2 separate regions of the Homo sapiens genome follow, and region 2 is linked to region 1. Evidence: read pairs that join two places in POLR2A ChIA-PET (ENCODE). Cell type or tissue: PC-9. All regions are shown on one strand. Links, peaks and the distances in the headings refer to the core of each region. The heading gives the core; the rest is flanking DNA.

The links. ChIA-PET counts read pairs that join two places held together with the same protein. Peaks named below come from ENCODE experiments on the same cell type or tissue, not always from the same donor. Only the 100,000 strongest peaks of a DNase experiment are listed, where the experiment ranks them.
Region 2: POLR2A ChIA-PET joins it to region 1 with 11 read pairs; 3 of 35 experiments call an interaction of 5 or more read pairs at or near these places.

What each region holds. Positions count from the first base shown.
Region 1 is chr4:128,604,209-128,617,196 of GRCh38, reverse strand. No RefSeq gene overlaps it. Among named protein-coding and RNA genes, the nearest start is that of LINC03140, 40 kb to the right of the region's middle. RefSeq lists enhancers at 1,478-1,977, 1,978-2,479. In PC-9, for the core only: no CTCF peak of the experiment used is centred there; no DNase peak of the experiment used is centred there.
Region 2 is chr4:128,532,622-128,545,609 of GRCh38, reverse strand. No RefSeq gene overlaps it. Among named protein-coding and RNA genes, the nearest start is that of LINC03140, 31 kb to the left of the region's middle. RefSeq lists enhancers at 9,323-9,976, 9,977-10,630. In PC-9, for the core only: no CTCF peak of the experiment used is centred there; a DNase peak (open chromatin) is centred at 7,319.

The DNA.
Region 1 (12,988 bases), core at 1,728-9,727:
TCATGATCTGCCTGCCTCAGCCGTCCAAAGTGCTGGGATTACAGGCGTGAGCCACCATGCCCGGCCTTGTATTTTTTTCATTTAGACTCTGTTTTATTTAGTTCTGCCCTGATCTTTATTACTCTTTCACTAATTTTGAGTTTCATATATTCTCACTTTTCTAGTTCCTTGAGATGTCTCCTTAGGTTTTTATTTGAAATCCTTCTCTTTTTTTTTTTCTTTGAGATGGGGTCTCACTCTGTCACACAGGCTGGAGTGCAGTGGTGCAACCTTGGCTCACTGCAACCTCTGTCTCCCAGATCAAGCGATCCTCCCACCTCAGCCTCCAGAGTAGCTGAGACTACAGGTGTGTGCCACCATGCCTGGCTAATTTTTGTATATTTTGGTAGAGACGGGGTTTCACTACATTGCCCGGGTCTCGAACTCCTGAGCTTAGGTGATCCACCCACCTCAGCCTTCCAAAGTGCTGGGATTACAGGCATGAGCCACTGCACCTGATCCTGATTTTTTTTTTTTTTTTTTGAGACAGGGTCTCACTCTCTTGTGCAGGCTGAAGTGCAGTAGAGTGGCATGATCTCAGGTCACTGCAACCTCTCTCTCCTTGGCTCAAGCAATCCTCCCACCTCAGTCTCTTGGGTAGCTGGTACTCAAGTGTGCACCACCACACCAAGCTAATTTTTTGTATGTTTTGTAGAGACATGGTTTCGCCATGTTGCCCATGCTGATCTCAGACTCCTAGGCTCAAGCAATCTGCCCATCTCAGCCTCCCAAAGTGCTGGGATTACAGACATGAGCCACTGAGCCCAGCCTCCATTTTTTTGATTTAGGTGTTTATTGCTATAAACTTTCCACTTAGCATTGCTTTTGCTGTATCCCATAGATTTTGATATGCTGTGTTTCTATTTTCATTTGTTTCAAGAATATTTTTTATTTCCATCTTACTTTTTTGTTGAGTCAATGGTTGTTCAGGACTGTGTTGTTTAATTTCCATGTATTTTTATAGTTTCCAAAATTCTTGTTGGTATTAATTTCTAGTCTTATTCCACTGTAGTCTGAGAAGACAGTTGATATAATTTTGATTTTAAAAAAAGTTGAGACTTGTTTTGTGGCCTAATATATGGGCTATCCTGAAAAACATTCCATGTGCTGATGAGAAGAATGTATATTCTGTAGTTGTTGGATAAAATGTTCTGTAAATATCTGTTAGGTCCATTTGGTTTAAAGCGCAGATTAAATCCACTGCTTCTTTGTTGATTTTTCCATCTAGATGATCTATCTCATGCTGAGAGTAGGGTGTTGAACTCCCCCACTATTGTTTTATTGGAATGTTTTTCTCTCTTTAGATCTAGTAATATTTGCTTTTCAAATCTGGGTGCTCCAGTGCTGAGTGCATATGTTTTCAGAATTGTTATTTCATTTTGCTGGATTGCTCCCTTTATCACTGTATAGTGACTTTCTTTGGTTTTGTTTGTTTGTTTACTGTTTTTGACTCAAAGTTTGTTTTATCTGATATAAGTATAGCTACTCCTGCTTGCTTTTGGTTTTCATTTTGTGTAATATTTTTTTTCCATTTCTTTACTTTAAGTTTATATGTGTCTTGGCAGATAAAGTATATTTCTTGTAGGCAGCATATAATTGGATATTTTTTCTTTATCCATTCAGCCACTTTATACATATTAAGTGGATAATTTAATCCATTTACATTTAAAGTTATTACTGATACATGAAGTTTTGAATGGCACTTGAGAAGTATTCAGCTGCCAACAGTGTTCAGCTGCCAACAGTGGCTGGGCAGGGCAACCTCCAGGCCCTTGGACAGCATGCTTGAGAACTGGAGGACAGGACCAGGATAGTGGACTTCAGGCTCTCTGGTAGTGTGTTCCATCACTGGTTATAATAGGCAAAGGCAGGTGGTCCCCAGGCTGTTGGCAGAATGCTCAGGTAGGGGCAGTGGTGGCTGTGCTGTGGGCCTGTCTCTGAGGAGGATGGGGCCACTCTCAGTGAGAGCAGTTTAGGAAGGCAGCTATGGGATGTGCAGTTCTCTCACCTTTTGGTCCAACAACAGACTGTGGCAGAGGAGGAAGTAAGATTTGTCGTTGGTGTGTGTAAAAGTGCCATCCTCCTCTCTTCTTTGACAGTCTTCTGGGGGCTGAGTGCTCAGAATGGTGCCATGTGGCAGTTGCTTGGGGCTCAGAAGCCTGTGGGACTCAGTGTGAGTGTTCTTTCTAAAGTAGTGCCTCTACACAATCTCTAAGTAGCTCTGTATGTTCGTCTGAAGCCCAAGAAGGTCAAGGTGCTTTCCTGTGGCTAGGAATGTAGAAGTCCATGGTGGGAATGTGGAGCCCTGGGGGTCATTCACTTACCCTTTCCCTATTTAAGGGAGGTTTTCTCAGCTTCCAGCTGATCTTGACCCAGTAGGTTGCCCTGCCTCCCTCTCCTTCTTTGCTTTTGATGCTTCCTACCACTTTCCTGTTGAATTCTAGTGTTTTCTCTTAGATGATCTATTTGAAGTGTGAATATCTACTTGCCATTTTTTTTCCTCTCCACAGAAGAGCTGTGTACTAGCCGCATTTAGTCAGCCATCTTAGATTTCTTCCACTGGTTCCTTGGTGGGTTGCTGACATCAATTGCTAGAAAAGCTTTTCCTCTTCCCCAGGGCCTTTCTGAAGAATTGTTCTATTTTTTTTTTTTTTAAAAGGGGGACTATGTTATTTAAAAAATGTCAACATCATAAAAGTCACAGACAGGCTTCAGGACTGTTCTACATTAAAATAGTAAATGGACATGACAACTAAGTACAATACTTTAGGTTAGACTTGATCCTGTTCTTGAAGGGGGAAAAATACCATAACAGATATTGCTTTAATTGACAAAATTGGCATATGAATTCCAGGGTAGATAAAAAGTATTTTATTAGGGTTAAATTTACTAAAGTTGATAACTATTCTGTGGTTAAGAAGAGAATAGCCCTATTTTTAGGAAAAAAGAACAGAGATATTTAGAAGAAGGTCATAATGATTCATCCAATTTATTTTCAAATGGTATAGAAACAATTCTGTGTGTGTGTGTATATGTACATATATATGTGCACACACATACATATATGTATTTATAATAAAAAGGAGAGAGAGATCAAACAAAAAAGCAAGTAGGATAAAGTATTAACAATAGGTGAATCTGGATAAAGGATATACAGGCATTCCATATACTATTCATACTTTCAACTTTTCTGTAAACTGGAAATTATTTACAAATAAAAGTAAAAAATAAAACAAAACAAAAAATGTTCCGTCCTTTCTCTGTTGTCTGAGGATGTTTAGTAGACCCTTCATAGCCTGGCTCTGGCTCCTTTCTGGCTGCACCTGCTACTATTTCCTTTCTCACACCCCAATAAGCAGCCCAACGCTTCCCATTCCCCAGAGTACACCTCTCTGCCTTTGCACCTCTAGTTTCTTATATTTGGAATGGTGTTCAGCTTCCTTCCTGCTCAGAAAATCCTCATTTCCTCAAGGCTCAGCTCAAAATGATCTCTTCCATGAAGTTCTCTGAAAAATCTTTTAGAAAGTTTTAAGCAAAGTTGAGGTGCTCAGAAAACTAGAGAGAGACACAATATGCTTTGTTTAATCAGAAATGTGCAAAATAAAAGGTCTGGAAAGAGTTGGGTAATTTTGTCTCATAACTTTCTTTTCACTTTTAAAAATTCTTGCATCATTCAGTACAGTTTTAAAGTCTTCACTCTACATGGAACTTCTATTTGAATCTTTCTACCATATTATAGTAAGTTATTTTATTTTATTTATTTATTTATTTTGAGACAAAGCCCCACTCTGTTGCCCAGGCTGGAGTGCAGTGGTTCGATATTGGCTCACTGCAACCTCCACCTCCTGGGTTCAAGCAATTCTCCTGCCTCAGCCTCCGGAGTAGCTGGGATTACAGGCACCCACCACCATGCCCCGCTAATTTTTGTATTTTTAGTAGAGACGGGGTTTTGCCATGTCGGCCAGGCTGGTTTCAAACACCTGACTTCAGGTTATCCATCCACCTCGGCCTCCCACAGTGCTGGGATTATAGGCATGAGCCACCGTAACCAACCTACAATAAGTTATTATTATTATTTGAAACGGGGTCTCACTCTGTTGCCAGACTGGAGTGCAGTGGTGCAATCTCGGCTCACTGCAACCTCCACCTCCCAGGTTCAAGTGATTCTCCTGCCTCAGCCTCCCAAGTAGCTGGGACTACAGATGTGTACCACCATGCCCAGCTAATTTTTGTATTTTTAGTAGAGACGGGGTTTCACCATATTGGCCAGGATGGTCTTGATCTCTTGACCTTGTGATCCACCCACCGTGGCCTCCCAAAGTGCTAGGATTACAGGTGTGAGCCACCATGCCCAGCCTAATAAGTTATTTTATATTACAACAACAATTTGTATATCTTATAAGATACCGTGCTGTATCATAATTATTTCTTCAGGTATCAGTTTCAGCAATCACAATGTGGAATAAGAACTATCTTATTTGTCTTTAAATCTCTTCCAACACTTTGCAAATGCCTAGCATGCAGTGGGCATTAAGCAAATTCAATGATCATTGTATAAAACAACCTAATTACCAAATTTGATTTAAACATGCATGTACATACAACTCTCAAGTTTAACATCACTATTATCCTAGCAAACAAATGGGAAAGGCTTAACAAAAATGTTTTCACTGGACTTACTCTTCTCGTGGGCAGTCTAATAAATAAAGTCCATTTTTTTTCAGTCCTCCTCAGGCAAAAAGACATGTAATATATGGGTAAATAAATGATTATAGACCCATACAGAGTGAAACCTTTTAACTACAAATTTACATAGAGCCAAATCTAGTTAGGGTCAGAATTTGAAAATCCCACCAGACTCAAAGCAATTTGTAAGTAACAAAATTCCATTCAAATTGATTTATCTCTGATTTTTAGACTGTGTTTTAAAAATACTTTTGTCTAAAGGTAAATCGGTCTCTGAACAAACATCAGAATCTCTGTAGCTTTGTTATGGCTAGGTTTGTCAGATGAGCGTATGTATTAGAGTTCTCTAGAGGAACAGAACTAATGGAATAGATATATCTATTTAAAGGGGAGTTTTTTCAGTATTAACTCACATGATCACAAGGTCCCACAATAGGCTGTCTGCGGGCTGAGGAGCAAGGAGAGCCAGTCTGACTTCCAAAACTGAAGAATTTGGAGTTTGAGGCGTGGAATCATCCAGCACAGGAGAAAGATGTTGGCTGCGAGGGTAGGCCAGTCTCTCTTCACATCTTTTCTGCCTGCTTTTTATTTGAGCTGCACTGGCAGCTGATTCAATTGTGCTCACCCAGATTAAGGATGGGTCTGCCTTTCCCAGCCCACCGACTCAAATGTTAATCTCCTTTGGCAACACCCTCAGAGACAAAGCCAGGATCAATATTTCGTATCCTTCAATCCAATCAAGTTGACATTGAGTACTAACCATCACAGTGTGTATGTTCATCTGCCTTTTGGTTTAAAAAATATACTTATTTTATACTTATTTTATACTTTGAACTCATGAGGACATTTATATTTGTACATATTTAAATAAACACTATCCATGTACTAGATTTTCTAGAAAATAAAACAGTTCCTTCTAGGATTCAAATTAGAATCAAAAATCAAAGTAAATTTGTGCTTTTATGCTCTACGAACCATTGAAAATGACACATGCACAACTTTCCCAAATCTAATTTAAATCTTAGCTAAGAATATCCTAGCATATCAGTTGTTTCCTGGAATTTTAATATTTGAAGAGGTGGAAAGAAATGGGTTTTTTTTCTTTATTTAAGGATAGAGTTAAATAACAACTAAGAATTTTATTTTTTATAACAAAGCTGCAATGTTTTGAGCACTATTATGTTTTAGCACAATATGAAGTCTAGAGATTCTTATATTAACTTAGTGATCTCAGACTTTTTACAAATAAAAAGTGTAAATTTTTATTCCATTGGATTCTATTACTCCCCTTTGTGTTATAATTGTTCTCTTTTTTTTTTTTTTTTGAGACAGAGTTTCTCTCTTGTTGCCCAGGCTGGAGTGCGGTGGCGCGATCTTGGCTCACTGCAATCTCTGCCTCCTGGGTTCAAGCGATTCTCCTGCCTCAACCTCCCGAGTAGATGGGATTACAGGTGCCCGCCACCACCATGCCCAGCTAATTTTGTATTTTTAGTAGAGACGGGGTTTCTCCATGTTGGTCAGGCTGGTCTCGAACTCCTGACCTCAGGCGATCTGCCTGCCTCAGCCTCTCAAAGTGCTGGGATTACAGGGGTGAGCCACCACACTTGGCCAATTGTTCTATTTTTTCAGTAGAGCTAGTTCTTTTTTGTGTATGTGTAAGACAGGGTATTGTTCTGTTGCTCAGGCTGGAGCGCAGTAGCACAATCACAGCTCACTGCAGCCTTGATCTCCCAGGCTCAAGCCATCTTCCTGCTTCAGCTTCCTGAGTAGCTGGGACTACAGGCATGTGGCACCACACCTGCCTAATTTTTTATATTATTTGTAGAGATGGTGTCTTGTTATGTTGCCCAGGCTTGTCTTAGACTCCTGAGCTCAAGCAATCCTTCCACCTAAGTCTCCCGAAGTGCTGAAGTTATAAGCATAGGCCACCATGCCCAAGCTAGCTAGTTCTTTTTACAATTTAAAAATTAAGTGTACACTGCAACCAGAATTCTTGATTTGCAGAGCTCACTTAGGGACTGATAAGGACATGCTGCTGACTCAAAAGGATGAGAAGCTTGCATTTGATGATGCTGAGTAAAACCTAACTCCCTGAGTTCTAGTAATTGCCCACAACACATTATTTTTTCTCCTCTTTTTTTACTTCACTTTTCCTCATATATGACATGCAACTCTGAGAATTAGAGGTGTCTTACCTGGAAAAGAAGAGAATTAGAGCAAATATAATTGTCATGGGCTAACTCTTGCAGATCTCAGCTCAAGAAGTCAGAACCCATAGGTGAAATTGTAGGGATAACACCAGCTCAGTGTAAAGAATTTCCAACATAAACAGCTACTGCATAACAGAATGAACTGCCATGGAAGAATACAACATCCAGTCAAGGCATGTAGTCAAGGAAGAGCAGATAACCATCTGCAAGAGGATTTCAACACTGGACCAGACAGTCCTATAGTAAGTTGAAGTCTAAGACCCTATAATTATGTGATATTGGAGATTTAATGTTTACAATATTATTGTCATTCCATCTGGTTCCTGGTACTAAGTCTTTGTTTTTTGTTTTGTTTGTTTGTTTTTCTTTTGGAAACAGGGTCTCGCTCTGTCACCCAGGCTGAAGTGCAGTGGCATGATCTTGGCTCACTGCAGCCTCAACCTCCCAGGCTCAAGCAATCCTCCCACATCAGCCCCCCAAGTAGCTGGGACTACATCCATATGCCACCATGCCTGTTTAATTTTTGTATTTTTTGTAGAGATGTGGTTTCACCATGTTGCCCAGGCTGGTCGCGAACTTCTGAGCTCAGGCAATCCACTCACCTTGGCCTCCCAAAGTGCTGGGATTATAGGCATGAGCCACTGTGCCTGGCCTGTGGTACTAAGTCTTCCCTGACATTTTGTCAGTAAAGGTCAAAGTCACTGGAAATGGTCACTGCACCTAACCTAAGTGTCAGTTTCCTGATCTATAGAGTAGAGGATTTGATGAATTTATCTCTAGAATTCTGTCTACTTCTAGTCAGATTCTTCACTGACATGAAGTCACCACTGTGTATCTACCTTACTAACCTTTTTTGGTTAACATGTGGGAAATTTAATAAATTCCTGACATTTTTCAACAACATTTATAACCTTTGGGGATCAGTTCATTTTCACCAATTCAATTTTAGTCATCTTGATTGCTTTTGTCAGAGGGGAAAAATAATGTCACATAATTAAAATAATAAATAACCTCCCAAATAATGTATGTTTATTAATCTTATGACAGAACCTCCAGCTATATTTTGTTAGAACTAAATTTAAAACAGCACATAACTTGCAGCTCTTGCAAGTTCTCACAATTTAAAAATTGAAGATGTGTTACAAGCAGAGTTCATGAATTATAGAGCTCAATGATTATATTTGATAAAGTATCCTCTGATCTACAATTACAGACTGATGAGAACATGCTGTTGATTCAAAAAGATTGGAAAATCGCATGTATCACTTGCAGACTGCTGGGACCAGCGTACCGCAGGCTGCTCAGGTATAGAGACGCATCTTCTAGGAGTGCCAATTGCCCTACTCTCTGGGACTGAACTAACTAATACCCAACCTCTGAGGTCCTTAACACCTCATGTATTCAATCTGTGGTATTCTTAACACCTCACCTCTGAGACAGTCAACATTGTGTCAGGTGTTGAAGCCTAAGCCTCTGAAGCCAATGTTATGCTAAGCTGTACAGGAGCTGAAACTACAACCTCTGGCTCAAGAACATCCCAAGCAGTGGCCTGTGCAGAAACTCCTGCAGGAACACCCCTTCATCAGGTCTAGTGAGCCAAGTCCTTGCAGCAGTAGGGCCAGTAATCACTCCCATTCCCATTGACTTTTTTTTTTTTTAAATCAGTTAATGCTTAAATATAAGTCCACCTCAGTCATCAATCTCTTTGCCTGATTTTCCCCACTGCTCCTGGATGAGCCCTCTGTTCCTCCTCTCTTGCTCAGGGCTTCCACATGCCTTCTGGAACCGTTGCTTTGTATTCAGCAAACTCCCCTATGTCATCACTCTGTTCTCTCAACCATGCCTTCACCTTTTTGCTCCAACAAAAACCTGAGTTTTCCCTGAGGACATTGCTTCTCCTTTAGTCCTCTGAAGTGGTGACCGTCTGCTTTCTCACATCAGGTGGAGAAGGGCTTTGCTGTCCCATTGTTCCCCATTGTCATTTCCAGGTCCCTTGTCCTTGCACTCTCTCATCTGAGTCAGTGTGGAGCTATCTGATAAGGCCTCCTTTCCCCCTGCTGGTAGCTATCATTTCTGGGCCTCCCATTTACTCTTTGGGACTGTTCCCCTCAAATCCAAACTCTGCCAATTGCTGCAGTAATTTCAAAATGCAAAGTTGACATACATGATAATCTGGCCTCTGAGTCCCAACTTCCTTATCTCCAATGACCTTTAGCTTCTCTCCATCCAAGCTACCCACTCTCAGGGTCACATTTGGACCTTGTCATCATCTGCAACAGATCTATTGCCAAAACCGCTGATTCAAGCATCCTGCTTTTTTATTTTTTAGTTTTTGAGGTGGAGACTCACACTGTCACCCAGGCTGGGGTGCAGTGGCACGATCTCTGCTCACTGCAACCATTGCCTCCGGGGTTTAAGTGATTCTCCTGCCTCAGCCTCCCGAGTAGCTGGGATTACAGGCGCCTGCCACCAGGCCCGGCTAATTTTTTGTATTTTTAGTAGAGATGGGGTTTCACTACGTTGGCCAGGCTGGTCTTGAACTCCTGACCTTGTGATCCACCCGCCTTGGCCTCCCAAAGTGCTGGGATTACAGGCATGTGCCACCTTGCCCGGCGCATCCTGCTTTTTGACCACACCTGCTTCTCCTTTGCCGTTCCACCCACCATGACTATTTTGTGTCCAAATTTAGATTTTCAGCCCAGTAACCCCTTCTACTTTCTACCAATTCATCAGGTCTCTTCTTTTATCCTTTGTCCCTTATCCAGCTAAAATCCCATGGACTGTAGTTTCCGTAACAGTTTGTACATTGTCTCCCCTACCACAGAGCCTTTGCCCATGGTAGTCTCTCAACCTACAATGGTTTTGCTCATCACTTTCCTGGTTAATTCCTATTCATCATTTAGACCAATGCTGGTCAGTAGAACTTCTGCAGTGATGTAAATATTATATACCTGTGCTGTCCAATTCTGTAGGCACTAGCCACATGTGACTATTGAGCAGTTGATGTGGCTAGTGTGACTGAGAAACTGAATTTTAGGTTGTTTTGTTGTTGTTGTTGTTGTTGTTGTTGTGTTTTTTCATTTTTTTTTTGTTTGTTTGTTTTTGAGACAGAGTCTCGCTGTGTTGCCCAGGCTGGAGTGAAGTGGTGCGATCTGCAACCTCCTCCCGGGTTCAAGCGATTCTCCTGCCTCAGCCTCCCGAGTAGCTGGGATTACAGGCATGCCACCATGCCTGGCTACTTTTTGTATTTTTAGTAGAGATGGGGTTTCACCATGTTGGCCAGGATGGTCTCGATATCCTGACCTTGTGATCCACCCGCCTCGGCCTCCCAAAGTGCTGGGATTACAGGCGTGAGCCACCATGCCTGGCCTGAATTTTAGTTTTATTTACTTTTAATTAATCTAAATAACTACATACAGTGGCTGCTATTTTTGTCAGTGCAGCTTTAGCTCTCACTCAAACTCACCTTCCTTAGGACAGCTTTCCCTAACTCCCCATGTGATTTCAGGGTCCTCTGTTATATTGTCATGGCTTTATCCTTGCCTTCACAGCACCTATCTTAGTTCGTGATTATATAATTGTTGTGTGATTGTTTGACTGTGTCTGATTGCTTACCATTGGATCCCCAGCATCCAGCATAGTTCCTGACATACCATAAATATTTTTCAATAAATGAATGAATGGATGGACATTGTGAGAGGAAGAGGAGGTGGTGCAGATTAAAATTGCTGCAAAGAATCTTCAGTGGACAATCCTCATGACCCAAAGAAAAATGACTGCACTACTGGAGTTAGGGGTGCCACCAATGAGTCAGCTGAGCAACCTATTTCCAGGGCCACTTGGCCAGCATTGGTGCCAATGAGTGCAAGGACTGTTAATACTGACTCACAGGCCAAAGACAAGCTCCTTGTCCTCAAACTATAAGCATCATCTCATTATTCACGTTCTATCAGGTTACCATTAGTCAGATTTCAACTGTCAAAACAATATCCTCCTCCAGCAGAGCTATGAGCCTGATAATTTATTCTGATATACTTTGGCTGCTACCAATTTTTTGTAACTTAAAAAATACTGGGATACTATATTTGAAAGTAAAGCACATTATTTCAACACCTGATTTACTCAATTTAACATATGGCTTATATCTTAAATGTGTTTTTAAAAGATTATATATTCTCAAATTGATAGAATTATAATTTCCCCCATTTAAGGTTTACATAATTAAATATAGGCATGTAATTTTTGTGGAAACAGATACAATATGATCTAGAACACTGTAAAATATTCCTGCTCAGAAAAAAATAGATAAAATTCAAAAAGGTCCTTCCAAATATAACACTTCCATTTTTTCAGTAACAACTTTGAGAATTCCTTTCTAATATCAACAGTTTTTAAGGACTTTCCATTTATAGTAATTGTACTTTCAGTATTCAGTTAAATGAGAAAACACATAAGATAAAAGCTTCTATAAACCCAATAATGTTCTGAAACTTATAGCCATTAATCAGCATGTACTTACATATTCTTAAAAATAAGAGTACAAATATATTTGCAATATAAACAATGTTTGTAGTGGAAACACACATTTGCTTCACTATCCCAACTTCCCCACCATGCTCTCCGGTTTGTTTCTGTTATATATTTGGTGGTTCGGTAACTCAGAAACTGATCCAAAATTTAGAGTAGAAAATGGACTTACTGAAGGGGGACGGTCTTAGGCAAAATGCAAACATATATACATATATGTGTTTGCTGGGTGTATTTATTATATATATGTCGCATATTACATGTACTCTTGACAAGAGAATCATAGAACTTGGAGATATTCCAAAGTTTATCTGGGCTATTTCCCATAATGCAATAGAGTAGTATCTAGATCATTCATAACAGAAATAGCTGAATGATTTGGGTGCATTCAGCAATGAAAGAATGTTATTATTTTATAGTGGCTTTAACATAGGAGAAAAAGTGTTTTCCCAATAATTATGATTATTGCCATTAAAACCTCCAAGGTTTTTGGTTTTCACTCTACTACCTATAGGTGTGTGGAGTAGTGCAAAAATCTAATCCATGTCTATTCTGCAACAGAACAGCCTATCAGATCATTTCCCAGTTAGAAGCACCTGCCTTTCACTGATTCAAGTCATACTTTAGCCCTGGGGCATTCTCTTATGGCATGTTTCTTTTATGATGCTGGTTTATGTCAGTTTGGTTTTTGCATGTAAATGCCGTCATTCTTAGAACTTCCTCCCCCACCTTACCTAGTTATGATAAGCACAACATCAGTGAATCATGAGAACGTAATCCTGAAAACTTCCCCATTTTAGGAACTGCCTTAGTTTTGCAAAGTATTTTATAGAAATACTATGTTCATATTTTAATAGAAATATAATCTAGACAAAACCAAAAAGCAAACTTCTTTCTAGGTAAACTTCCCTATGAGGACTCTGCTGTTACATTTTCCTCCTCTGTAGTTAAGTTTCCTATATCTTTGAGCTTTAGTTCTAGAGCTTCAGATTTTGTAAGGCATTTTAAAGGAATCATAGGAAACCTACTCTAGGACCAGGTTTACTTAGATTGTCCTGATTCTGAACTTCTGAATCCTATGTGCACCTCCTTCTTAATTATGTAAACCTGTGACCCTCTGGTCTCTTCCTCAAGTTCCTTTCTGCGCCTAGCCCTCTACAAACAAGTCTTTTTTTTCCCTATTTCCCAGAAGAAAAGCACTCTAGTTTTGAAGACTTGTACTTTGCTGATCACCTTCTTTACCTATTCATCCTCCAAGACACATAGTGGTAATTTGATTAGTAGCAACCTGCCCAGATAGCAAAATGCATGTCCACTTTAATTTCTGTACAGTCAGCTTAAATGGTATGCCTCAGGGAGAGCTCTAAGCTACACTTGACTTTAGATTCCCTTGTTAATTCAACAATTAAGACTAATCTGTTACATATTACAACTTATAAAATAGTATTTCCAGCTTTTTTTTTTCAGACAGGGTCTTGTTCTGTTGCCCAGGCTGGAATGCAGTGGTACAATCATAGCTCACCTCT
Region 2 (12,988 bases), core at 2,893-10,892, 73 kb after region 1:
CTCCTGAGTAGCCTGGGACTACAGGCATGTGCCACCATGCCTGGCTAATATTTTTTCAAAAATTTTTTATAGAGATATGGTCTCACTAAGTTGCTCAGGCTGGTCTTGAACTCCTGGCCTCAAGCAATCCTCCCACCTTGCTGAGATTACATGTATAAGGCACCATGCCCAGCCCAAAAGCATATACAAATTTAAAATATATTATTTAACGATATATATTTATATACCTATAGTAGAACCATTATGAAAAACAAAACTCAAACACAAAATTCAGAATACTGATTACTCTGGGGAAAAGAGGAGGCTACAATCAGAAAGGGGCAACCAGGGGATTCTCTGGGATTGGTAGTGTATTTGTTAAGCTGGGTTTTTATTGTTCTTTATTGTGTGTGTGTGTGCGTGCGTGTGTGTGTGTGTGTAAATTTTTTGTATGCATTAATATTACATGCATTCATTTTAATTTTTAATTTAACTTATTTAGCTCAGTATCTCACAGACATTGCCCATGTAATCCTTTTATCTCCTTACACATACTAACACCCAGTCGAGGTCTGTTTCGGAAACACTGCTCTAGGCCTTAAAACCTCTCTTTTGGCAAACAGACTCGCCCCAGCCAAAACTTGGGGCTATTATTCCAGCAGGGCCAGGATGCCAGAGCAGATGCCTAGCTTTTCCTGGGGCCACGCTTCTCCAGGCCATGCTTGTGCACGTCTTCATAAGCACACATGAACTGTATATACCAGCCTTACCTCAGGTTTTAAAAGTCCTTGTTGTGGAAGTAGCAGGAGGTCTGCTGATGTGTACAAAACTAACTGATATTCAACTCCCCCATGTCCTTGGAGTCCACTTTCCCTCCCCAGCCTGTCCAGGCACACATGGCAGGAGAGATGACACTCCAAGCAGAGGTGCACGTTCTTGTAAGAATGAAAATTATTCTGGAGAGCTCAGTGTTTTCTGGGTTTTACCATGGAAGTATCTAGTCAGGCGCAGCATTTTCTGAGGCAATTCCTCTGTGCGGCTAATGCCTAATAATCTTCCAATATAAATAGCTCCTGCTGGGCTTTTGATTTTCACACCTTGGTGGACTCGTTGAGAGATACTTTACAGCCGGTTGCAATGCTGAGAAGCCAACATGTTTTTCCCCATGCCTTTGCTGATAAAGGACTTTTGAATCGCTGTGATTGTAGCAATATTAAACTCCCATGCATGGCTGTTGGACTTTAGTCTCTCATTAGTATCAGGTTTAATGAGGTCAGGCTAAGAGAAGATTGTATGTTCTTAAACTGAGTTGACATTGATTGTCACTACCATGGAGTGGCCTACTATACTTTAAACCCCTGGTTCAGAGGGAATATTTCATTTTTGCTAACATTGTCTTCCATTGTGAAGACTGATTTCAGCATAATGATCCATCACCTGAGGAGATTCACTCTGCTGCTTCGAAACTCATATCTTGTAACCAGACATTTTATATTCTCTGAGTCTCCCGTTCCCAGCTCCCCGGCTTACTGCACCTGCTTTTTCATAGCTCACGGCCCTCTCTCCTTACAGGGGATGCCACAGAGATGTTCACCTCTCACTTCTTTTTCTCCATTTTCTTTTTCAAGAAACCTTGTCACTTACACACAGTTTCCAGCTCAAGAGCAAGCCATCTATCATCACATGAGGTGAAAGTGGCACGGAGCAATGTGTGCTGAAGCAGAACCAACATGGAAATGGTGAATTTGTTTTCACAAAGTGTCAAATGGACCGAAGCGTCCTTAACACACTGGCTTTACCCCGGAATGGCATTTGGAGGGCAGGGAGGTGATATTTTCCTCAACCCAAGGCTAGGAGGTCAGATGAGCAGCAAGAAGATACTGGAAATCCATCCCAACTGTCTCCCTGGGTCTCACGTCACCCTTTCTCTTTGCACATCTGCTCAGTCTCCTCTCTTCCTCTGCTCACCAGCCTTCTCTGGTCCCAGCCCATAGAGCAGAGCTCATGACTGCCCCAGGTCTCCTGAGGACTCATAGTCCAACCATACTTCTCTCCAGTCCCAAATGCAAATTACCAGAGTTGCAATTTCAGTTGACCCCATCTGGGTCAGCTGCCAATCCACTGGAGCCAGAGGTCAGGGGCACATGCACCTAGATGTTCCTGGGGGCCATTTCCTCTGACTCCAGGCACCCAATTAAGAGTGTTATTACAAGCTGGACAGACATACCAAAGTGCATCCAATATATGCACCTGTCCTTAAGAGCATAATAATACTTCAAAAAATCATCATGATGCATTCTATAATTTATTTCACAAATAATCAATGAACCCCTAATTTGTCAGGCACTGTGCTAGGCTCTGAGGATTCAGGCAGATGATGTCCAGCCCTCTAGTGGGAGAGATAAACAAAAGAACAACCAACTTACAAACAAAATAATAACAGATTGCAATAACTGCCACATAAAAAATGGAAGGGGTTATGTGACAGAGTATTTGAGGGATGCACGTGGAGGCATGCTTGTCTGAGGCCCTCTTGAAGAGCTAATGTTAAATACCTAAGGAAGAAGGTGATTTCAGTAGAGGGGATGGTGGGGGCCCTGAGGTGGAAAAGAACCTAGGGGATACAATATGAGTTTAGAGACACAGACAGGATCCAGTTCATTTGGGGCCTGTGAGCCATGCTAGGAGGTGGGGCTTTTATTCTAAGGGCACAAGGAAGATGTTGACAAAGGTCAAGCAGAGGAGAGCTTGATCTGATTTATGTTTTTAGAAGATGACTTTGGGGTGGGATTGTGTGGAAGCAGGGAGGCTGGTTAGGAAGCTGTTGTGGTAGTTCAGGAGAGAGAGCAGATGAACCTTTGGGAGGGTGACAGTCATTAGGATGGACAGATGTTACAGTCCAAATGTTTGTGGCCCCCAAAATTCATACATTGAAATCCAATCCCCAATATGATCATATTAAGAGGTAAGGCCTTTAGGAGGTGATTAGGTCATGAGTGGGGAGCTCTCATAAATGGTATTAGTGCTCTTATAAAAGAGCCTGAGGGGCTCGTTTGCCTGTTCCACCAGGTGAGGAAGCAGCAAGAAGGTGCCATCCATGAATCAGAAAGTGGGCCCTAACCAAATCTACTGGCACCTTGATGCAGGACTTCCAGCCTCTAGAACCATGAGAAATAAATGTTTATTGTTTATAAGCTGCTCAAACTGTAGTCTTTTGTTTTAGCTGCACAAACAAACTTAAGACAATAGAAGAACCAGATTCTAGATGTATTTTGTAGTAGGACAGCCCAGAACTTGCTGATGCATAGGATTTGAGGTGGAAAAAAAAGAATTTCAGATGACTCCTAGCTTAGGTTTCAGTGGCTGCATGGATGGTGAGCCATTTTCTGGAATAGGGCAGATTGGAATGACTGACCAGATCTTTATCACAGAAGACGTCAAAGCAAGAACTCTGCAGCCCCAGACATCGAGGTTCTTGGAACCTGATCTGCTGAGAAACTCTTGGTTCTCTCTGTAGTCCAAGGGCTCTAATTCTCATAGACCATCACCGTAATTCCACTTCAGTCACCCCAACCACACCTCCTCCCTCAAAACCTACCTATCTATCCCTAGGATGCTTAGAGGAAGAAAGGCTTGGGGTTGACGCAGTGAATTAACCCAAATATCAATTCTCTCCTTTCTAACTCTGTACATTGTTAGGACAACTTTGCTCCAAGTGCCCTATCAGCCTCCACCTCTACAATAAGGGCAGGGAGAACATATTTACTTCACAGAGCTTTCATTTTTAAAACTGAAACAAAGCTATACATGTAAAGTACTTATTCCAGTGCCTACATTATGGTGAGTATTTGATACACATTGGATGTCATTATTCTTAGCATTTCTTTTTTTTTCATTTCTTTTACTTTTTTCAAGGTAAATTTATTACCAGGTACAAATTTGCTGCTTATACACAGAGACTGGAAATAAGTTTTGTTTGTCTTTAGCTCCACAGATGACGGGTGTTTTGTAGCAGTATAATTATCCAGGCAAAAAATTTCACCACCAGGAAAATAGATGTTCAATTGCATTTGCCCAAAATAAAAACTAAGATAAAGACAGAAAATCTTTTCCTGATTTGTGAAATTATTTGTATGAAATGTCTTACCAAGATATAAAATTAAATTACATTTAGTTATACATTTAATTAATTCCTTATTGAAAAGAATAAAATACATGAAATGAGAACTATTCCAGAAATTCAGTACATATGGTCATTGTCCAATGGAGATCAATATAATGGGATTTTACTTGCATTTCCTGCCAAAGAATAGCTTTTCTGGCAGGTAGACATTACTTAGAGGTTGAAGACAACAAAAGAATGTCTCACTAAGGAGCGTTCTGGTATCTCTTTTCCTATAAATTCTCAAGTGTGGAGCAGACAGAATATGTCCACTAATTAAATTTAATAATCTCTTTCAAGAGGTTAGCACTTATGCTACCTAACGTGATTTCCTATTCCATATCCCTCAGCCATTCATTTTGTCTTGGAGGCCATCTCATCAGACAGGAAAATAATAAACTCTCAAGACTGGGGGCACCTTAAAGGCCAACTCATCCACCTCTCCATCAGGATAGAAAATAAATGAGATAAATAAATATTCTCTGCTGTTCGAGTTCTACCCAAAGCATAGAATAGCCAATAGCCTTGGATAGAATATACAAGGGAATAGCTACTGCTATTCCCACCATCCCACATTCAGCTGCCCTTGCAGGAAAAGCAAGTAATCCTGCCTCATTGATGGGCAGAGCTCCACCGTGTTCACAAAGTCAAAGCAATCTCCTACTGAGATTCCATGATAGGCCTCCTCTTAGTCTTAGTAGTGGCCTTTCCATTTGAAGGAAGTCCTTATGAGCCACAAATATCTGATAAAACCCAATACATCAAAGAAGCAGGATGTGCTAGGTAGAATAATGAACCCCTAAAGATGCCCACATCCCAATCCTCAGAACCTGTGAATGCATTCTTTTTGCACATGAGATATGATATTTATATGGTAATATAACATAGACATGTATACATATGTACATTTCTGTTCATATATATGAAGTATATTGTTACTAATCAGTGGTTAACCTTGAGATGGGGAGATTTTCCTGTTCTGGATTATCCAGATGCCCCAACGTGATCACAAGGGTCCTTATAAGTGAAAGTAGGAAGCAAGAGAGTGAGGGTCAGAGTCAGAGAGAGACTGGAAGAGGCTGCCCTGCTGGCTTTAAAGATGCAGGAAGGGGCCATGGCTAAGAAACGCAGGCAGCCTCTAGAGGTGGGAAAGGTAAGGAAACAGATTCTCCCACAGAGCCTACTGAAAGAAGCACAGTCCTGAGGACATTGCTTCTAAGCCTAATAAGACCCACTTCAGATGTCTGGCCCCAGAACTGTAAGGGAATAAATCCATGCTGTTTTAAGCCACGAAGTTTGTAGTCATTTGTTACAAGAGTAATTGAAAACCAATATGTAGGGTGGGTAAACATGAGAGGGTAACAAGAGACTTCATTTCCTCCCGAAGCCTCTTGGAAACCTCACAGGAGCCCCAGTTGAAGAGCTGTGTATGTGTGTTCCTGACCCCCAAAGGCCAACCTACAGCTTCCAGCTACTGATGGCTTTTTATCACGGCATAGTGAAGGCAAACCAGGTACTCATGTGCAAAATAATTTCAAGGAGAGAGTTAAGGTGGGGAGAAATTAAAGGACATTTTAACAGGCCAGGCATGAAGTGGTGAGCATGGGAACAGAGTAGCAGTGATTCAAGAAAAGCCATAACTTTTGGGTCACTCCACCACCACCAAGCCTTAGCCATCCTGGCTTTCCCGTTGTTCCTACAACTCACTGTGCTCATGGAGAGCTTGGGCCCTTCTGCCCGAAAAGATCTTTCCCCTGATAGTACAAGGACTCAGAGCTCACCATTCAATGGCACCACCTCAGAGAGCTTTTCTGTGCCCACCCCATCTATAGCGCCATCCAGGCAGCATTATATGACTTTGCTTCAATTCTTTACTGAGCACTTAACAAAATTTCATGAGTTTCTTATTTACATGTTTACATATTTATTTATCATCTATTTTCTCCACCTGGAATATAAGCTCCATGACAACCAGCACTCTGTCTGTCTTCTGCCCACTTACATTCCCAGGGCCTAGATGAGTACCTGGCACACAGGAGGTGCTCAATAAATACATATAGAAGGAACAAATAAAACTGGAAAGTCCTCAGTTACTCATTGGATAGAGAAGGAAACAGAAGGATGAATCAGGAGTGCTGGGAAGGGAAGAGTGTGTTCCCTTTAAACGATACGGAAGAGGGACAGGGAAGTGCTGGGTAGAGGAGGGCGGGTCCCTGGCTAGGGCTTCACCCCCACAGACCTTGGTGAGGACAGGCACTTCTGCCTATGTGCCCAAATGTTACATTTCCCAAGATCACCCTGGCCCACCACACCCCCATCCTGGGCCTACAAAAACCTGAGACCCTAGCGAGGCAGAGAGAGGTGGCTGGACGTCGAGAGGAACACGTCATTGGAAGTAGGCACAAGTGGCTGGATGGCGAGAGGACATCGAGGGGAGCATGCTGGCAGAAGAGCACACCGACAGACACTGCAGGCCATCGACTTGCAGGTCGAGGTGGAGCTTAGCCAGGGCACTCTGAGGAGAGCAAGGGCACCCAGCGGCCCAACTCCAGGGGAAAACTATCTCCCTTCTGGCTTGTCCATCAGCGAAGAGCTACTTCTACTCAATAAAACCTTGCATTCATTCTCCAAGCCCATGTGTGATCCGATTCTTCCGGTACATCAAGGCAAGAAACCCTGGGATATGGAAATCCCTCTGCCCTTGCCACAAGGTTCATCGAGCTGGTTAACGCAAGCTGCCTATAGACGGCAAACTAAGAGAGCACCCTTTAACACATGCCCACTGGGGCTTGAGGAGCTGTAAACATTTACCCCTAGACACTGCCGTGGGGTCGGAGCCCCACAGCCTGCCAGTCTGTATGCTCCCCTAGAGCTCTGAGGAGCGGGGCACTGAAGAAGCAAGCCACACGCCCCTTGCACGCCCTGCAAGGGGGACAAGGGAACCTTTCCCGTTTCAATATATGGCTCCAACATGTTTACCCTTAAGTACCTAGAGAGGTTGGTGCCATGGACAGAGATAGGAGAACAGAGAGAAAATGTAAATTCAGGACATAAAGCCAAGGATGAGTTTGATTTTCAGTATGTCAGGCATGAAATAATAGCAGGAAGTCCTGTGGGCACTTGAACTCATCAACTACCAGTTCAACTTGTTTTTTCATCATCTTCCTAAACTGGCTCCTGTTTTCTTCCTCTCTCTACTTCATTTGGTGACACCACCATTCAAGCAGTTGTCCAAGCTAGAAAGCTAGGAATTTATCCTGGACTCCCTTCTCTCACTCGTTCCAAAATCCAATCAGGCCAATTTTCAAATTGCCAAATTTAAGTAAGAGGCATATTTTTTCTTCCACATATGCTGCCCTTTTCTTTGATGAATCCTCAGTATGCTATCTTGCAGTTGTTTTTTAAAAAATAAATACACTTACTCAGTTTCCTCAAGGTAAAGATAACATTTTAACAATGAATGAAAAAATAACTACTTTTCAAAAGAAACCCCTATCGAAGAGAACTTTAAAAATAGATGTTTAAAAATGGTTCCATCATCTTGTGATTTTATTGCCAAAAATAACGTAAGGGGGTCATGTGTACACACATGGGTATCAGAACACTTTAAAAGCTTGGCATTTACTAACCTATTTTACGTTTTTTAGAAAAGAGGTTCAGCAGATAACGGCAACTATTTGTTAACACGACAAAAAGTACATATCTCTTCCAGTTAGCCTGCAAGAACAACTGATTGATATCAGGGATGAAACATATTTACCAACTTGAATTTCATCAAAGACATTTGTGTCATTACTAATAGAATTGAGCACGGAGTCTCATGATTAGTAAGTGTGCTTCCATTTGGAGTTCCATATCTTTATAAGGCCTTTTCCAGCTATATCAGCCACTACAAGCAAGAACTGAAATACACTGAGAACAAGACCTGCAAATCACTGTATTGCAAGTATTAAACCAAAACTTAAACAGAATAATTAGGTGTATTCAATCATTAGGTTTGTCTATTATAAGTAAATAAAATTATTTTAAATGCTTTAATCCCTTTTCTATTTTATCCTTTTACTGTTTATATTTTGGACAATGTTTTTAAATAGATATAATATATTAGTGGAGCAATAAGCATATAGTTGATTTGAAATATAAGTACACTGGGAGTGTGCAGCAGAGATTTCCATACCCACAGGATGTTCAATCACTGGAGCCAGAGGAGCCACCACAAAATGCACACAGCCCACAGCATGGAAACATTTCCATGGCTCCCCATTTTACGCAGCTGCCATCCTCTGTGACTATCAAGATGGGCGATGTGCTTGCACAGAGGTGTACTGTCTTCTGGGTACACTTAGATTTCATGAAACCTGAAAGACCTGGTAAGGAAGTAAAGCACAGCAGCAGTTTGTTACTACTGTAGCCACTAGCTTGCTGCTTGGATAAGGTGAACAAAGAGTTATGCTCAAGCACTGGCTTCTAGCCCTCGCTCCATCCCTTTCTCTCTCTCAAGAAAGCATATGGAATGCCAGTGGGGGACAGTCACCATATTCTAGGGATAACCTTGAATCTGCTCTAATTTAGGTTTCTAAAGGAGTAAAGCCATTACAAACCTAACACTTTATTATTAGTAACACATTGTTTGGCTGCACCCCAGTGAGTTAGGACTCCCAGGCTGAAAACCTCTTCCTTACAAAATCCCATTTCAGCTTCCCCATCCCTGCTTTCCTCTCACACCTCACTTTCTACCACCTTTGGTCTCACACTTTACCCTCAGGTGCCTGCACATATCATGCTGTTTCTTACTTTGTTCATAGTCTCCTTTGCCCAACATTTCTTCTACTTGCCATCCCCACCTGACTAACTTCTATTTTGCCATTAGGATTAAGCTTAATCCCACCACTGGGCATCTACCCAAAGGAAAAGAAATCATTATATTAAAAAGATACCTGCACTTGCATGTTTATTATAGCACTATTCACAATAGCAAAGTCATGGAACCTACCTAAGTGTCCATCAACAAACGACTGGATAAAGAAAATGTGGGGCGTGTGTGTGTGTGTATAAAATATATATGAGTGTGTGTGTATATGCACACACCATGAAATACTATGCAGCCATAAAAAAGAATGAGATCATTGCTGGCAAGATGGCTGAATAGGAACAGCTCTGGTCTGCAGCTCCCAGCAAGATCGACGCAAAAGGTGGGTGACTTCTGCATTTCCAACCGAGGTACCCAGTTCATCTCATTGGGACTGGTTGGACAGTGGGTGCAGCCCATGGAGGGTGAACCAAAGCAGGGTGGGGCGTTGGCTGACCCCGGAAGCGCAAAGGGTAGAGGAATTTTTCTCCCCTACCCCAGGGAAGCCATGAGGGACTGAGCCTGAGGAGCCATGCACATTCTGGCCCAGATACTGCACTTGTCCCCTGGTCTTCGCAACCCACAGACCAGGAGATTCCCTCTGGTGCCTACTCCACCAGGGCACTGGGTTTCAAGTACAGAACTGGGCGGCCGTTTGGGCAGACACCAAACTAGCTGCAGGAGTTTTTTTGTTTTTTTTTTTCATACCCCAGTGGCACCTGGAATGCTAGCGAGACAGAACTGTTCACTCCCCTGGAAAGGGGTGCTAAAGCCAGGGAGCCAAGTGGTCTGGCTCAGTGGGTCCCATCCCCACAGAACCCAGCAAACTAAGATCCACTGGCTTGAAATTCTCACTGCCAACACAGCAGCAATCTGAGATCCACCTGGGACGCTTGAGCTTGGTGGGGGGAGGGGCGTCCGCCATTGCTGATGCTTGAGTAGGCAGTTTTCTGCTCACAGTGTAAACAAAGCAGCCAGGAAGTTGGAACTGGGCAGAGCCCACTGCAGCTCAGCAAGGCTGCTGTGGCCAGACTGCCAGATTTCTCCTCTCTGGGCAGGGCATCTCTGAAAAAAAGGCAGCAGCTCTAGTCAGGGACTTATAGATAAAACCCCCATCTCCCTGGGACTGAGCACCTGGGGGAAGGGGCGGCTGTGGGTGCAGCTTCGGCAGACTTAAACGTTCCTGCCTGACAGCTCTGAAGAGAGCAGCAGATCTCCCAGCACAACGTTCAAGCTCTGCTAAGAGTCAGACTGCCTCCTCAAGTGGGTCCCTGACCCCTGTGTATCCTGACTGGGAGATACCTCCCAGTAGGGGCTGACAGACACCTCAGACAGGAGCTCTGGCTGGCATCTGGCAGGTGCCCTGCTGGGATGAAGCTTCCAGAGGAAAGAACAGGCAGCAATCTTTGCCGTTCTGCAGCCTCTGCTGGTGATACCCAGGCAAACGGGGTCGGGAGTGGACCTCCAGCAAACTCCAGCAGATCTGCAGCAGAGGAGCCTGTTAGAAGGAAAACTAACAAACAGAAAGGAATAATACATCCACTCAAAGACACCATCCGAAGGTCACCAACATCAAAGACCAAAGATGGATAAATTCACAAAGATGGGGAGAAACCAGCGCAAAAAGGCTGAAAATTCCAAAAACCAGAACGTCTCTTCTCCTCCAAAGGATCACAACTCCTTGCCAGCAAGAGAACAAAACTGGACAGAGAATGAGTTTGACGAACTGACAGAAGTAGGCTTTAGAAGGTGGGTAATAACAAACTCCTCTGAGCTAAAAGAGCATGTTCTAACCCAATGCAAGGAAGCTAAGAACCTTGAAAAAAGGTTAGATGAATTGCTAACTAGAATAACCAGTTTACAGAAGAACATAAATGACCTGACGGAGCTGAAAAACACAGCACAAGAACTTCGTGAAGCATACACAAGTATCAATAGCTGAATCCATCAAGCAGAAGGAAGGATATCAATGATTGAAGATCAACTTAATGAAATAAAATGAGAGGACAAGACTAGAGAAAAAAGAATGAAAAGGAACAAACAAAGCCTCCAAGAAATATGGGACTATGTGAAAATACCAAACCTACGTTTGATTGGTGTACCTGAAAGTGACAGGGAGAATGAAACCAAGTTAGAAAACACTCTTCAGGATATTATCCAGGAGAACTTCTCCAAGCTAGAAAGACAGGCCAACATTCAAATTCAGGAAATACAGAGAATGCCACAAAGATACTACTCGAGAAGAGCAACCCTGAGACACATGATTGTCAGATTCACCAAGGCTGAAATGACGAAAAAATGTTAAGGGCAGCCAGAGAGAAAGATCGCGTTACCGATCAAGGGAAGCCCATCAGACTAACAGCGGATCTCTCAGCAGAAACCGTACAAGCCAGAAGAGAGTGGGGGCCAATATTCAATATTCTTAAAGAAAAGAATTTTCAACCCAGAATTTCATATCCAGCCAAACTAAGCTTCATAAGTGAAGGAGAAATAAAATCCTTTACAGACAAGCAAATGCTGAGAGATTTTGTCACCACCAGGCCTGCCTTACAAGAGCTCCTGAAGGAAGCACTAAACATGGAAAGGAACAACTGGTACCAGCCACTGCAAAAACATGCCAAATTATAAAGACCATTGACACTATGAAGAAACTGCATCAACTAATGGGCAAAATAACCAGCTAGCATCATAATTACAAGATCAAATTCACACATAACAATATTAACCTTAAATGGAAATGGGCCAAATGCCCCAATTAAAAGACACAGACTGGCAAATTGGATAAAGAGTCAAGACTCATCAATGTGCTGTATTTAGGAGACCCATCTCATGTGCAAAGACACACAAAGGCTCAAAATAAAGGGATGGAGGAATATTTACCAAGCAACTGGAAAGCAAAACAAAGCAGGAGTTGCAATCCTACTTTCTGATAAAACAGACTTTAAGCCAACAAAGATCAAAAGAGACAAAGAAGGGCATTACATAATGGTAAAGGGATCAATGCAACAAGAAGAGCTAACTATCCTAAATATATATGCACCCAATACAGGGGCACCCAGATTCATAAAGCAAGTTCTTAGAGACCTATAAAGAGACTTAGACTCCCACACAATAATAGTGCGAGACTTTAACACCCCACTGTCGATATTAGACAGATCAGCAAGACAGAAAATTAACAAAGATATTCAGGACTGGAACTCAGCTTGGACCAAGTGGACTTAATAGACATCTACAGAACTCTCCATCCCAAATCAACAGAAAATACATTCTTCTCAGCACCTCATTGCACTTATTCTAAAATTGACAACATAATTGGAAGTAAAACACTCTTCAGCAAATGCAAAAGAATGGAAATCATAACAAACAGTCTCTCAGACCACAGTGCAATCAAATTAGAACTCAGAATTAAGAAACTCACTCAAAACCGCACAACTACATGGAAACTGAACAACCGGCTCCTGAATGACTACTGGGTACATAACGAAATGAAGGCAGAAATAAAGATGTTCTTTGAAACCAGTGAGAACGAAGACACAACGTACCAGAATCTCTGGGACACATTTAAAGCAGTGTATAGAGGGAAATTTATAGCACTAAATGCCCACAAGAGAAAGCAGGAAAGATCTAAAATTGACACCCTAATATCAAAATGAAAAGAACTAGAGAAGCAACAGCAAACAAATTCAAAAGCTAGCAGAAGACAAGAAATAACTAAGATCAGAGCAGAACTGACAGAGATAGAGACAGAAAAATCCCTTCAAAAAATCAATGAATCCAGGAGTTGGTTTTTTGAAAAGATCAACAAAATCAATAGACCGCTAGCCAGACTAATAAAGAAGAAAAGAGAGAAGAATCGAATAGACACAATAAAAAATGATATAGGGGATACCACCACTGATCCCACAGAAATACAAACTACCATCAGAAAATACTATAAACACCTCTACGCAAATAAACCAGAAAGCCTAGAAGAAATGGATAAATTCCTGGACACATAC